2 separate regions of the Homo sapiens genome follow, and region 1 is linked to region 2. The links are chromatin contacts, found by Hi-C or POLR2A ChIA-PET in ENCODE. All regions are on one chromosome and are shown on one strand. Each heading gives the region's core, a stretch centred on a gene start or an enhancer-like site at or near the end of the contact. The rest is flanking DNA. Distances are from core to core; before and after follow the strand shown. Region 1 holds the start of SLC25A34 (solute carrier family 25 member 34). Region 2 holds the start of PRDM2 (PR/SET domain 2).

Region 1 (3,595 bases), core at 1,096-3,595, 2.0 Mb after region 2:
CTCCCGAGACCCCTGGTGCTGAGGCAGAGCTGGTTGGCGTCCCTGGTGGGCAGGAAAGGAAGGCACGCCAGCCGGCAGGCACACTGTCACGGCTGTTGTCATGCTGTCGGGAGCCTACAGTCCACCCCTGCCCTGGGCGGCAGAACCACCGAGTGTGGCTTAAGACAGGGTCCCTCCACTCCAGGGATCCAGATCAGGTGCCCGGCACCCCTGGGCATCCTGCCCGACAGGTAGCGAATGGAGGTCGCTGGGGGCAGAGGGTCCGAGCCCTGTGGGCTCTGCGGATGCACGCCCTCCTCCCGGGCCTCCGCCTCAGTCTGCAGAATTTCTGCCGAGTGGCACCGAGAACACCATCCATCTAAGGACGAACAAAAGAACCAGGAGGGCGGGACCCCCCTCTTCCTCTCCTGGGTTGGGGGCTGGGGCCCTGAGTGCCCAGCCATCCTTGTTCGTGTTTGAACACTCTCCTGGCCACGTGGGGAAGCGGGAACACGGGGTGTCTGCGCATGTTTCCTCCTCCTAGCTCCATCACTGCGCACACAGCTGCCTGCCTCGCCAGATGCAGGGGGGCGGGCAGCCCTCCCTGGCTGCCAGGAGGCTCTGCATGCCCACAGTCCTGCCCTGCCTGTCCCCTCAACCCGGCAGTGCCTGTAGCACCGAGGAGCAAAGGGGGTGGATGGGGGGCTTGGAGAAGGGCGGAGCCCACCAGCCTGGCATCCATGTTGACATCTTCTGACTGTCCCCTGCTTGGCTGGAGCCAGGCCCTTCCCTAGAGTTTCGTCAAGAGCCTCCTGGGGAAGGGGTCAGGTGGTTTGGGTTTTGTTTTTTAAAATAAAATAGACATGTTATATTGCCAAGGCTTGTCACTGGCCCTTTTTGAGCAGGGTAGGGGAAGGGAGCTCTCCAAATCCCTTGGGCCCTTTTCTGCAAACCTTCCTCCATCATCTGCCCTGTGCCTGACACAAGGGACACACGGGACATGCAGAACCAGATCAGCCACCGCTGCCGGGCGGACTCACCGTCTGCAGACCCTCAGGCCCTGGGAGTTTCTCGGCCCGACCTTTGCCCTCCGTCCTGTTCCTGTTTGCTGCAGCAGCCAGGGGAGGAGCAGCCACCAGCTCAAGCCCCAGGGCACGTCTGCACCGCCGCCCACCATCTGCAGCCCACCCCGGGGCAGGACGCTCCTGCCTCCACAGCCCCGGGGGTGAGTGCCCAAACCCAGGAGAATCCAAGCTGTCCTCGCTGCCTCTTGCTGCGCCGTCCCCTCCAGGGCTGGCCAGAGGGTGACAACCCTGCCAGGCCGGGAGCCTGAGGCCCTCAAGCCACTCAGCATTGCTGCCTCAAGGGCCTGGGAGGGAAGGGGTGGGCCCTGGGAGGTGGGTGTGGGACTCCAACTTGGGTGGTTCTGCCTCTAGTTTGGACTGGGCCTTGGGTGACTGAGGGTGGCCTGGCAGGAGAGAGCTGTCTGGGGGCAGAGGCCAAGGTGGGCATGTTGGTACCGGCCCCAGCCTGAGCAGACACACCTGACAGCTGGCCCAGGTGGCGTTCTCTTCTCAGCGGGCACAAAGGGCATCCCAGGGCAGGCCTGGCAGCAAGTCCTTACCAGCCAAGGTCACTCCTCAAGTCCTACTCACCCAGGTGCCCTGAAGTCCTGGGAGCAGCGAGGGGGGCATAGGAGCCAGAGGCAGTGGGGGTGGGGGCGAGCAGGCGATGCGGGTGCCTTTATCGGGTGCAGCACTGACCTAGGCACACTCTTCTCATCGCCAGTCCTCCACAGAACCTTCTGGAGTGGATGTCAGTATCTCCATTTTACAAATGAGAGAAACTGAAGCTCTGAGAGGAAGTGACTTGCCCAGGGGTCACACATGAGAGCCACACCTGGGATTCCAATCAGCTCCCCAGGGCTCCAGAGCCCTTCTCTACTTCTGACCCTGCTGAGCATGGGCCTATAGACGGTGGGAGCCAGACTGAAGACTTGAGTCCTGGAAAGGGGAAGTCAGTCACCAGGGGCATATCAGGGGCAGGGTGGGGCAGGGGCGGAGTTGGCCGTGTACCCCATGCCAGGGACCTCCCAGTCACTTGCCCCCTGCCTAGGGCTCTGCCAAAGCTGGACAGGCTAAGCCAGAGGCAAGGCAGGGGTGCCAGCCCTTTGCCCAGGGCCAGAGGGAGGCCAGGAGGAGGTGCCTGGGCTGGTTGGCACCTTCTCCCTATCCACGCTCTCCCTCCAGTCCCAAGTGACCTTTCCCCCAGATCCCAGGGTCCAGGCCCGCCCTCGGCTGGCAGGTGTGGGCACAGAGGCAGCTGGGATTGGTCGCAGCTGGCGGAGGCGCGTCCCAGGCTCCGGCAGACCGCTGGAACAGCTGAGCAGAGCAGGTGGACTGCTGAGATAGACCAGGGACACCAGGCAGCCACAGGCCTGTCAGACCAGGACCCTTACCCTCTAGACATGGCCTCGGTCCCCTGCAAACCCCAGCCCCGTAGCCCTGCGAGGTTACAGACAGCCTAAACGCCACCACCACAGGGCCTGTGCCGTGCCCCTGACCCGGGCACAGAAGGCCACTGGCCCGGAGGCCATGGAGACGGTGCCCCCAGCAGTGGACCTGGTGCTGGGTGCTTCTGCCTGCTGCCTGGCCTGTGTCTTCACCAACCCCCTGGAGGTGGTGAAGACGCGGCTGCAGCTGCAGGGGGAGCTGCAGGCCCGGGGCACCTACCCACGGCCCTACCATGGCTTCATAGCCTCTGTCGCTGCTGTGGCCCGAGCAGACGGGCTGTGGGGCCTGCAGAAGGGGCTGGCTGCCGGCCTTCTGTACCAAGGCCTCATGAATGGCGTTCGTTTCTACTGCTACAGCCTGGCGTGCCAGGCTGGCCTCACGCAGCAACCAGGTGGCACCGTGGTTGCGGGAGCCGTGGCGGGGGCACTGGGAGCCTTCGTGGGGAGCCCTGCTTACCTGGTGAGTGGCTTGTCTCCATCGTCCACCCTCCACCATCCCATGACCCAGCTCCCACAGGGGCCCTGCAGCCTCCAAAGGCAGGGCTCAGTGGACCTGGGTGGGGTGGGGCAGCCGGGGTGGGGCTGCTCCCTGGAACATCCTAGCCCAAGCCTGGAATCTGCCCCTTGGCCCAGGGCCTTGCTCTGATCCATGCTCCCCTGCGGTCCCTGCCCCACTGGTCCTGAGCCAGGGGAGGGGGCAGAGGGTGTCAGATGTGCTGGCTCAAATCCTGGCTTGGTTACTTCTCTTCCCGCATGGCCTCATGTACGATAAGAATAAAAGCTACCCTTGAGGGCCTCCGCCTCGTGTGCACTCTGCAGGGGGGCCTCAGGGCCACCCAAAACAAATAAAAAATTAAAAAATGTTTTGAAGAAAGCTACCCTTGGCTGGGTGCAGTGGCTCACGCCTGTAATCCCAGCACTTTGGGAGGCCGAGGCGGGCAGATCACCTGAGGTCAGGAGTTTGAGACCAGCATGGTCAACATGGTGAAACCCTGTCTCTGCTAAAAAGTACAAAAATTAGCTGGGCGTGGTGATGCATGCCTGTAATCCCAGCTACCGGGGAGGCTGAGGCAGGAGAATCACTTGAGCCCAGTTGGCAGAGCT
Region 2 (3,353 bases), core at 688-3,187:
CCATAGCTTTTCTCTTAAAATGGTGATTTCTATGTCAGTGTTTTGATGGTGGATGGAACAGTGGGGTCTCCCTATTTTCTTCATAGATACCCCAGATAATTTCGATGCATGGATCCAGTTGGAAGGTATTAATCTAGGTAAGGGGTGCAGAAGTCTGATGACTTTGCTCCACAACAGAGAATACTACTTTGATGACAGGCACGTGGTATCTCCCAGATCTAGGGTCTCTTTTCCTTGAATAGCGGAAGAAATAAGCAAACCCTTGAGGTTTGATTTATTTCCTTATTTTCTTAAGCCCTGTCACTTCTCAAGGCCTTAATAAAATTTACTCTAATGAGGTGATCTTCATTTGTTTACTATAACCGACTCGATCATCAGCTATAGCCTCATTCTTTTTTTTTTTTTTTTTTTTGATACTGAGTCTCGCTCTGTCACCCAGGCTGGAGAGCAGTGGGGCATCTTGGCTCACTGCCAGCTCCGCCTCCCGGGTTCACGCCATTCTCCTGCCTCAGCCTCCGGAGTAGCTGGGACTACAGGCGCCCGCCACCACGCCTGGCTAATTTTTTGTATTTTTAGTAGAGACGGGGTTTCACTGTGTTAGCCAGGATGGTCTCGATCTCCTGACCTCGTGATCCACCCGCCTCGGCCTCCCAATGTGCTGGGATTACAGGCTGAGCCACCGCGCCCGGCCTAGCCTCATTCTTTTACAATAAGATAACATGATATATGTTGATACAACACGTTTTCTTTCTTTTTTGAGATGGAGTCTGTCTCTGTCGCCCAGGCTGGCGAGCAGTGGGGCGATCTTGGCTCACTGCAAGCTCCGTCTCCTGGGTTCACGCCATTCTCCTGCCTCAGCCTCCGGAGTAGCTGGGACTACAGGCACCCGCCACGTCGGCCGGCTAAATTTTTGTAGTTTTAGTAGAGACGGGGTTTCACCGTGTTAGCCAGGATGGTCTCGATCTCCTGACCTCGTGATCCACCTGCCTTGGCCTCCCAAAGTGCTGGGATTACAGGCGTGAGCCACTGCGCCCGGCCAACACGTTTTCTTAAGATTAAACCTGTTACATAAATGATCGTTCATAATTTTTGGAAGCACACCTGCCCTTAGTATCCTGTTTTTCCACTGGGTGCTTTCTGCAGATGGCCAACGTAGCCATCACATTCGGATTCTTCCTGACTTCATTCTCAGAGGATTACTTTATCTTGAAGTGCTGAAGGCTCCAGGCACCATCTATAACGACAACTCCCAACTTTCCAGCTCATCTCCAGCCTGTGCTTCTCCCCGACTCAACTCATTTTCAACCACGTGCTAGGCCTCCACCCTTGGATGTCGAAGAGCCATCTCCAGTTCCACCCAGTTCATCTTCATCAGAACATCTATGAGTCGTCGTCTCTGCAGTCCATTTGTTTGCCCGCTTGGGAACAGCAAGCTCCTTAAGGGCAGGACTACTACCGCGCTCTCAGAGGCGCTGCACTGGAACATCGCGGGCACAGGGCAGCGTTGGTCACTGCTCCTGGGTACTAGGGCAGCAAATAAACCCAGCAGCTGCGTCTGTCTGCCTGGAGTTGGATCTTTTTGGTATAGATCCAAACGTAGAAGTATAAGGTCTACGTTTATGTACTTGTCAGATATTTAATGACCTCCAACGATAGACATGCCCCCCCAACACCTCCTTCAGTCTTTTTGATTCTTTGAGAATCTTTGAACCACGCAGGATCCTAGCCCTAGGGTGCGGTCGGACTTGCCGCGACGCCAGCCGCCGGGGTTCCTTCCCGAGGCGCCGCCATGGGATCCGCGGTGACCTACGAGGGGCGGCTGGGTGGTGGCCATTGGGCGACGGCGCAGGGTCAAGGGCCGGGCTCTGGGATCGTGGGGAGACCGGGGGTCCCGGAGCCCCCCAGCCCCGCAGGCCACTGCCTCGCCGCCCGACGTCACTTCCGACTGGAGTCAAGATGGCGGCGGCGCGGCCGCGGGCGCCGGGGCCGGCGAAACAGCGGCGGCGGCGGCGGCCCTCGGTGCTCTGAGGCGCTGGCGCGGCGGGCGCGGGTAAGGAGTGGCGCGGGTGGGCGGCCTCTGGGCTCGCGCCGGGACGCTGGTCCCTCCCCCCGAGGAGCGCGGCGGCGACGGCGGCGGCGACACGCTGGGGACCCGGCGCCGCAGGGATGGCCGGGTCGGCGGACGCGCCCCCTCAGAGGTCCCGGGCGTGCCGGGGGCCCCGGGACGAGGCGCGGGCCTCCGGGTCGGTGGCCCCGCGGGTGGGTGGCGGCGCCGGGCTCCTCCTTGTCGGCCGTGGGGTCCCTGCGGCGAAGTTCGGGATTCGGTTTGTCGCCGTGAAGAGCCGCGCGCCCCGCGGGGGACGCGTGCGGGCTGCAGAGACTGGCCGGGTGCGGGCGGCGGTGGGGCCACCTGGGGCCCCACGTGGGGCCGGGCGCCGTCCCAATTGTCAAGCCGCTGTGCTTTTCTCTTTTGTGTTCCCACTGAGTGTGTCTTGCACATTTGCACTCCAAATTTGTTTTGTGTCTTGCGTCTTTGTGTTTCCCAAATAGTTTTTGTGTGGTTTTAACCTGGAGATTGTCTCCCTCAATGTTCCCATAGACCCACGGGTGTATGTGTGTGTGTGCGCACGCGCGCGTGTGTGTGTGTTACAGACGTGCAACTCTGTTACTAATTTTGCTAATAAAGCTATCAATGAACCTCTTTTGATGGTGGTAAGTGAGACATGAAGTAAACCTAACAGGTCAGTGTCATTCCCCAAACCTTCGTGGTTCTTTCGATCCACGCGTGAGCCACCGACCCTCCGGGCTTGTAGCTTTGTGTCGGGCTGTGAGCTGCGGCAAAGACCCCATAGTTAACCGGGAAGTCCTGATTTCCTTAACTACGCAGCTGAAATTTCCCCTAACAGAAATTTCGTGCTGGCCCCTCACTTTTCTTTTAGTGTTGTATTGAGATTTTGGGTGTATTTGAGACGTGGAACGTCTTTTGCTGAATCCCAGTAGGTCCTTAGATCCCTTTAACCAGACACTAGAAGAATCATTTTTACCCCAGAACTCGACTAAAATGTTTAAGTTTTTGTTTACTCCAGGTTTATTAAAAGTGACCGAAACTTTTAACAACAAATGGAACTCTTCAATGATTTCTTTTACAATGGTACACACTTCGCCTCGGTTTGATCAGTTGTGTCCAAGTATTAGAAAAATGTAGGCCTTTTAAAAAAAAACATGATAGGAAATTTACATATATTAAGGAGGAGGAACTGAGACACACTGTCATACGTTCTTTTTTAGTAGGGTTCTGTGTTTTTGAGATGGTCCAAACTGCCCCATCACTCTTGAGGCTTCCGGACTAACAC

The links. A loop is a pair of places that touch in the nucleus more often than their neighbours do. ChIA-PET counts read pairs that join two places held with the same protein, here RNA polymerase II (POLR2A).
Region 1: a loop to region 2 is called in a map of heart right ventricle, with 35 times the contacts of the local background. The contact joins the promoter of SLC25A34 here to the promoter of PRDM2 in region 2. A Hi-C loop is called at or near these places in 1 of 168 maps with a recorded cell type or tissue (heart right ventricle). POLR2A ChIA-PET finds 5 or more read pairs at or near these places in 1 of 52 experiments (GM10248).

The regions. Positions count from the first base shown.
Region 1 is chr1:15,733,913-15,737,507 of GRCh38, forward strand. SLC25A34 (solute carrier family 25 member 34) reads left to right here and starts at 2,346. Exons shown (of 5, transcript NM_207348.3): 1 at 2,346-2,951. The coding sequence starts at 2,574. PLEKHM2 (pleckstrin homology and RUN domain containing M2) reads left to right here. Exons shown (of 20, transcript NM_015164.4): 20 at 1-857. The coding sequence ends at 22. RefSeq lists enhancers at 680-1,445, 1,446-2,212.
Region 2 is chr1:13,698,251-13,701,603 of GRCh38, forward strand. It overlaps PRDM2 (PR/SET domain 2), which reads left to right and starts at 1,938. Exons shown (of 10, transcript NM_001393986.1): 1 at 1,938-2,050. RefSeq lists a silencer at 1,691-2,460.